Linked DNA regions of Homo sapiens: region 2 is linked to region 1. A link is a contact called in ENCODE Hi-C or POLR2A ChIA-PET data. All regions are on one chromosome and are shown on one strand. The core of a region is the stretch at or near the end of the contact, and the rest is flanking DNA. Distances in the headings are between cores, read along the strand shown. Region 1 holds the start of NME1 (NME/NM23 nucleoside diphosphate kinase 1). Region 2 overlaps MBTD1 (mbt domain containing 1).

Region 1 (3,353 bases), core at 533-3,032:
ATCTCAGCACTTTGGGAGGCTGAGGCGGGCGGATCACGAGGTCAAGAGTTTGAGACCAACCTGGCCAACATGGTGAAACCCCGTCTCTCCTAAAAATACAAAAAGTAGCCGGGTGTGGTGGTGGGCACCTGTAATCCCAGCTGCTCGGGAGGCTGGGGCAGGAGATTCGCTTGAACCCGGGAGGCGGAGGTTGCAGTGAGCCGAGATCGCACCACTGCACTCCACCCTGGGCGACCTGGCAAGGCTCCGTCTCAAAAAAAAAAAAAAAAAAAGAAAAAGAAAATACCGGGCGTGGTGGCAGACGCCTGTAGTCCCAGCTACGCGGGAAGCTGAGTCACGAGAATCGCTTGAACCCGGATGGCGGAGTTTGCAATGAACCGACATCGTGCAACTGCGCTCCGGCCTGGGCGCCAAAGCGATACTCGGTCTCAAAAAGAAAAAAAAGAAAACAGGAGAATAATGAAATTTTACTTATTTATTTTATTTATTTTTTATTTTTTTGAGACCGAGTCTCGCTCTGTCACCCAGGCTGGAGTGCCCTGGCGCAATCTCGGCTCACTGCAACCTCTGCCTCCCGGGTTCAAGCGATTCTCCTGCCTCAGCCTCCCGAGTAGCTGGGACTACAGGCGCCTGCAACCACGCCCGGCTCATTTTTGTATGTTTAGTAGAGACGGGGTTTCACTATGTTGCCCGGGCTGGTCTCGAATTCCTGAGCTCAAGTGATCCTCCCGCCGCTGCTTTCCAGCGTGCTGGGATTACAGGCGTGAGCCACCGCGCTCGGCCAAAAGTTTTAAATTTCAGTAAGTTCCAATTTATCAACTTTTTCCCTGTATAGATTGGTCTTTTGGTGTCGTCTAAAAACTATTTGCCTGGCCCTAGGTCCTGAGGATTTTTTTTAACTTTTTTTTTCCCCATAAGTGATTTATTGTTTTACATTTAAATCTATGATTCATTTTGAGTAAATTTTGTATAAGGTGAGAGGTTTAGGTTGAGGTTCTTTGGGTCTATATTCGTCCAATTGCTCCAGCATCATTTGTTGAAACGGCTCCTGATTCCATTTTTGTACCTTTCCCCCGTTCATTTCCCCTTAGAGCAGTGGGAATGTTTTTTTGTTAGTGATGATGTCATGCCTTGTGCAAAATCTGTATTAGCATCTCACAACATAAGATTTGGCTCTATTCTAACGGCATTTTCCACCACTCGATGTCCACCGTAATACTTGGCTCTCGAAGAATCACTGGGCTGGCTCCCTCACTTCATGCAGGTCTATTCTATTATCACTTACTCAGAGATTTCTCTGGCCTTTTCTTCACAGCACTTACAAAATGCGATCTATTACATATTAATTTGCTTATTTGCTTCTTGTTTTCCTATACTCCCATCCCTCCCAGAAGCTCCAAGAGAGCATACTGTTTTATCCCTAGGGCCTAGAATAATGCGTCCACGTAGTAGGTACTCAAAATTTTTTGCTTGACAGGCTAGAAAAGGTGAATAAACACAAAGCGGGAGCGAAAAGTCTACTTCTAGGTCAGGCACTCTTTGGACTTCACGCAACGTGTGAGCGCCACCTCTCGGGAAGCCAATTTGCTCGCGAACGAAGGAAGTGAGTCAGAGAACCCGGGGGTGGAGAGAAGAAAGCAAGCAGCTAACCGGAAAGGTCTGAAAAAGCTAGCGCCGGAAGTTAAACTGCAGAAAGTTGTTCCCTAGAATGACTGCCTACTCCCAAGAGGAAGCGTGGGCGAGCGGTGTTCTGCAAAATGGGCTCTCCGGCAGCGGATCTGCGCAGAAGCGTTCCGTGCGTGCAAGTGCTGCGAACCACGTGGGTCCCGGGCGCGTTTCGGGTGCTGGCGGCTGCAGCCGGAGTTCAAACCTAAGCAGCTGGAAGGGTAAGAGGTGTTCGGGATCCTGAGAGGAAAAAGAAAGGAGTGTAGTCGCGGGAGTGGGTTAGGTGAGGAGTTAGTGAAGAGATGAGTTCAGCTCTAAGAGGCGGCGAGGAGGATCGGATGGGAGGAGGGGCAGGGAGCGCCTGTGGACAAGTGCAGACCGGTCGGCGCACGTCCCACGCCACGTGGACTCGCCTTTGTCGGTGGCCGCCTTTCTCGTCAGGCCGCGACGACAGGGCTGTGCCTTATTTGTGTCTGTCGAGAGCAGTGCCGGGCACGGAGTTGGCGCTCTGTAAGTGCTTGCTGAATAAATGACGGGTGTGTGTGTCATTCATTCAGCAAGCACTGAGTGCTTACTGTTGTGTCACCGGGACCGATGTGGAGGGACATTTTTAGGGTGTATTTCTGGCGCTTTAGTCCTGTTTTCTCCTGGACAATTTATGCTTGCCCCGCACCCCATCGTGCGATTCTCCGCAGTCTTTGGGCTTTGTCTCTCTCTCTTTTTTTTTTTTTGGAAGTTGCAGAATGGTGATAAATGATTTTCTTTGCTCCTATTGACTGCTAGGCCCTGTGGCTAGGTACCATAGAGTCTCTACACAGGACTAAGTCAGCCTGGTGTGCAGGGGAGGCAGACACACAAACAGAAAATTGGACTACAGTGCTAAGATGCTGTAAGAAGAGGTTAACTAAAGGACAGGAAGATGGGGCCAAGAGATGGTGCTACTGTCTACTTTAGGGATCGTCTTTCAAGGCGAGGGGCCTCCTATCTCAAGCTGTGATACAGGGTAGGTCATGAGCGCAGTCTTCTGTAAAATGAGGGATCTGGACGGAATAGTTACTCTCTAGGCTTCCTTTCAGTATGATGTCCCGTATCAGATATTCCTAATGTCTGTAGTTCTCCCACACCCCACCGTTTATTGGCTAGTCAAAATATTCTTTGCATTGTAAAGTGTAGCATAACATTACAAGAATGGATTAATGGGTTGGGAATGCTGGGTTTTGGCCTTCATTCTGGTGCTGTGGTCCTGTTTCCTCATTTGTAAAATGAAGGGGGTTGTAAAGATATATTCTCTAAAACCCCTAATGCTATGGCTGTGGCATTAAGTCAAACTATTATTTCTTACTGCTTTGTACCGGACATCACTTTCACATTAGTAAAACTTTTCATCAGTGTAGTTTCTCCCAAGCTTGATTATTGAGAAAGATAGTGCCTTGTTTTTAACATCCTGTATCCTAGTTCCACCGCAGTGTTTGGTACACAGTAGATGTTTAAAAGAAGCTTATTAAATCAAATGGTGGCCAGGCTCATGGGGCTCACGCCTTTAATCCCAGCACTTTGGGAGGCTGAGGTGGGCAGATTACTTGAGGTCAGGAGTTGGAGACCAGCCTGGCCAACATGGTGAAACCCCATCTCTAGTAAAAAAAAATACAGAAATTAGCTGGGTGTGGTGGCACGCACCTGTAGTCCCA
Region 2 (3,353 bases), core at 278-2,777, 85 kb after region 1:
CGTAAGAGTTCTATAAAACTTCTGGGAAAAATATTAACAATCTTGTGTTAAGCAAGAAGTTTTTAGCTATGACAAAAAAAATATAACCCATAAAGGAAAAAAAATTCGGCCAGGCACGGTGGCTCACGTCTGTAATCCCAGCACCTGGGAGGCCGAGGCGGGCGGATCACCTGAGGTCAGTAGTTCAAGACCAGTCTGGCCAACATAATAAAACCCTGTCTCTACAAAAATACAAAAATTAGCTGGGCATGATGGCAGGTGCCTGTAATCTCAGCTACTCGGGAGGCTGAGGTGGAAGAATCGCTTAACCCCAGGAGGCAGAGGTTGCAGTGAGCCAAGATCGTGCCATTGCACTCCAGCCTGGGTGATGGTGTGAGACTCCATCTCAAAAAAAAAAAAAAAAAAAAGAAAAAGAAAAAATTTCATAAACTACATTTTGTCAAAATGAAGCATTTCTGCTCTTTGAAAGACAATGTTTAAGAGAATAAGACAAGCACAGACTGGGAAAAATATTTGCAAATCACAGATTTGATAAGGGGTTTGTATCTAGAAACATAAAGAAGTATCAAAATTCAATGACTGAAATAACCCAATTCATAAAAAGAGGCAAAAGATCTAAACAGAAATTCAAAGATATACAGATGGCAAGTAACAACATGAAAAGATGCTCAACATCAGCGGTCACTGAGAAAACACAAATTAAAACCACAAGATACTGTAACACACCTATTAGAATGACTAAAATTTATAAAAGTCCTCTACAGTCAGTGTGGCAAATGGAACTCTCATACATTGTGGATGAGAATGTAAAATGGTACAAGCATGTTGGAAAGCAGGCAGTTTCTTAAAAAGTTAAACAACCACCTACCATCCATTCCACTCATATATATCTGCGAGAAATGAAGGCATATACCCATACAAAGACATAAACACCAATGGTCATCATAGCCCCAAACTGGAAACAATTTAAATGCCCATCAATAAGGGATTACACAAATTGTGGTACGTCCATACAATGATTTCATTTTGCTTCTTGGTAACAAAAAGGAATGAATTATTGATATACACAGCGTGGATAACCTAAGCCAGACCCAAAAACGTCTTACTGTATGACTCTTTTTACAAATGCAAACTAGCTGTATAGTGACAGAAGGCAGATCAGTAATTACCTGGGGATGGGGTGGGGGCCAGGAGTGGAAAAGGGGAGTTATAAAGGAGCATGAGGAAACTTTTAGAGATGAGGATTATACTACCTAGATTGTGGTGAAGGTTTCATGAGCGTACACCTATGTTTCTGTGCAGTTTAATTTTGTCAATTTTTACTTCAATAAGGCTGTTAAAAAAATCTATAGCCAGCCAAATTATCAACCAAGTCTAATGGTAGAAAATGTATTTTCAGATATGCCCCTGAAGCCCCTTCGAAAAACTTAGCTCTCATGTTCACTTTTTTCTCAGGAGATGATTAGAAGATATGTTTCATTATAACATCAAAGTAACCAAGAAAGAGGAAGACGGTTGATTTAGGAACTACATGATTCAGTACAGCACAGAGGTAACGAGAGTTTCTAAAGCAATGATAAAGGGATGTCTCAGCGTTACAGCTGTATAGCGGGTTTAGAGAACAACCAGATTGTATTAGAAAAAGAAGATGGATGATGGCTCTGGAAGGATTCTAGGAAAAATATGAATCTTTGTGTTTGGAGCTTGTTGCAGCAGCATGGGGAAAAAGGCAACAGGCACTTTCAACACTGACTAAATGAAAAAAGTGAACCAATCAGTAACTGCAGGAAACAAAGTTGTATCAGAAAGGAAACAGTACAGTGACTGGCTGGGAAGCTGTAAATACTATTTATGTACTATATAAACACTAGCAATTTAAACAAAACTTGTGATAAAAGTCAATGAAGTGGGCCGGGTGTGGTGGCTCATGCCTGTAATCCCAGAACTTTGGGAGGCTGAGGTGGATGGATCACTTAAAGTCAGGAGTTCGAGACCAGCCTGGCTAACATGGTAAAACCCTGTCTCTACTAAAAATACAAAAATTAACTGGGTGTGGTAATGTGCGTCTGTAGTCCCAGCTACTCGGGAGGCAGAGGCAGGAGAACTGCTTGAACTTTGGAGGAGGAGGTTGCAGTGAGCCAAGATCATGCCACTGCACTCCAGCTTGGGCGACCAAGCGAGTCTCCATCTCAAAAAAAAAAAAAAGTCAATGAACTGGATAAGCGTGAAAACAACATGGCCCCTCATTTCCCAATGAGATTAAAAAAACAATTTTTTTGGATCAACTTGAATAAAAACAGTTTAGGGGATAGACAGTAAAAGAGCAAATGTCTATTTGTATCAACTAATACACTTTTTATTTTTCATAAAACTTAATTCATTAAATTTAAATTACTGCCCTTTATTATATGATCATGTCCTTTATTATAAGATCACTTTCTTTAAGGATGGTTATAGGTTTTTACCATAAAATACTTAACTTTTTATTTATAAATTTATAAGTTACAACAATACAAAGAACATCTAGACAACCTTTATCTTGACTGACCAATGATTAACATTTTCTCCCAATTATTCCTCTCTACACGTATATTTTTCCCTCTCAACCATTAATGAATGGTTTATATGCTTTAAGCCCTTTTACCTCTAAATCAGAAGTAGAAGCATAGCTCAGGGTTTTTTCACCTTGGCAATATTACTTTGGGCCAGAAAATGCTTTTTTTGTAGGAGGCTAGCCTGTGCATTATAAGATGTCTAGCATCATTTGTGGCAGTAACACTCGCCTTTATCCCCCAGCGGTGACAACCAAAAACACCTTTAGGCATTGCCAAATGTCCCCTGGAAGCAAAAAACAAAAAAAACAAAAAAAAAATCCCAGTTGAGAACTATTGCCTTATCCTTCAATGTGCCTTTCCTAGTAATAAGGATATTCTCTTACATAATCATAGGTCAGCTATCATCTTCAAGAAATTTAACATTAACCCAATACTTTCATCTGATCTACCATCCGTCCTCCAGTTTCGTCAACTGACTCAACAACACCCTTTACAAGATCTTCTTTTCTTCTTCAGCCCAGGGTCATATATTTCATTTGTCATGTGCCTTAGTCTTTAATCTAGAGGGAGACCTTATCTTTTTTTATATTTGATGTCTTTTAAGAATGCGGTCCCTTTAAGACTTTTTACCCTTTTTCTATAAATCTATAACTGTTCTCAAAAGTCTTTTTTTCTTAAAGACTTTATTTTTTGAGAAGTAATAAATTTATGGTAAAAGTGAAAATTCAGTAGAGTTCCCATATGGCCCAGTTTCCCCTATTAACATCTTACATTAGTATTGAACATGCTACAATAAAT

What was found. Hi-C counts contacts between places; a loop is a spot of excess contacts on that map. ChIA-PET counts read pairs that join two places held with the same protein, here RNA polymerase II (POLR2A). Pooled maps may share reads with other maps.
Region 2: a pooled map shows a loop between it and region 1 (2.8-fold over the local background). The contact joins the enhancer-like site here to the promoter of NME1 in region 1. A Hi-C loop is called at or near these places in 2 of 50 pooled maps. POLR2A ChIA-PET finds 5 or more read pairs at or near these places in 8 of 52 experiments (BJ, H1, HEK293 and 5 more).

What each region holds. Positions count from the first base shown.
Region 1 is chr17:51,151,777-51,155,129 of GRCh38, forward strand. NME1 (NME/NM23 nucleoside diphosphate kinase 1) reads left to right here and starts at 1,783. Exons shown (of 5, transcript NM_000269.3): 1 at 1,783-1,886. It overlaps NME1-NME2 (NME1-NME2 readthrough), which reads left to right and starts at 1,783. Exons shown (of 9, transcript NR_037149.2): 1 at 1,783-1,886; 2 at 2,449-2,668. RefSeq lists enhancers at 1,096-2,295, 1,319-1,850, 1,634-2,053.
Region 2 is chr17:51,236,909-51,240,261 of GRCh38, forward strand. All of the region lies in intron 2 of MBTD1 (mbt domain containing 1), which reads right to left. Among named protein-coding and RNA genes, the nearest start is that of MBTD1, 21 kb to the right of the region's middle. Within about 2 kb of position 1,528, at least 3 of the 41 ENCODE cell types and tissues checked have a DNase peak (open chromatin) inside an H3K27ac peak, as active enhancers do; they include OCI-LY7, where a contact is called at or near this core.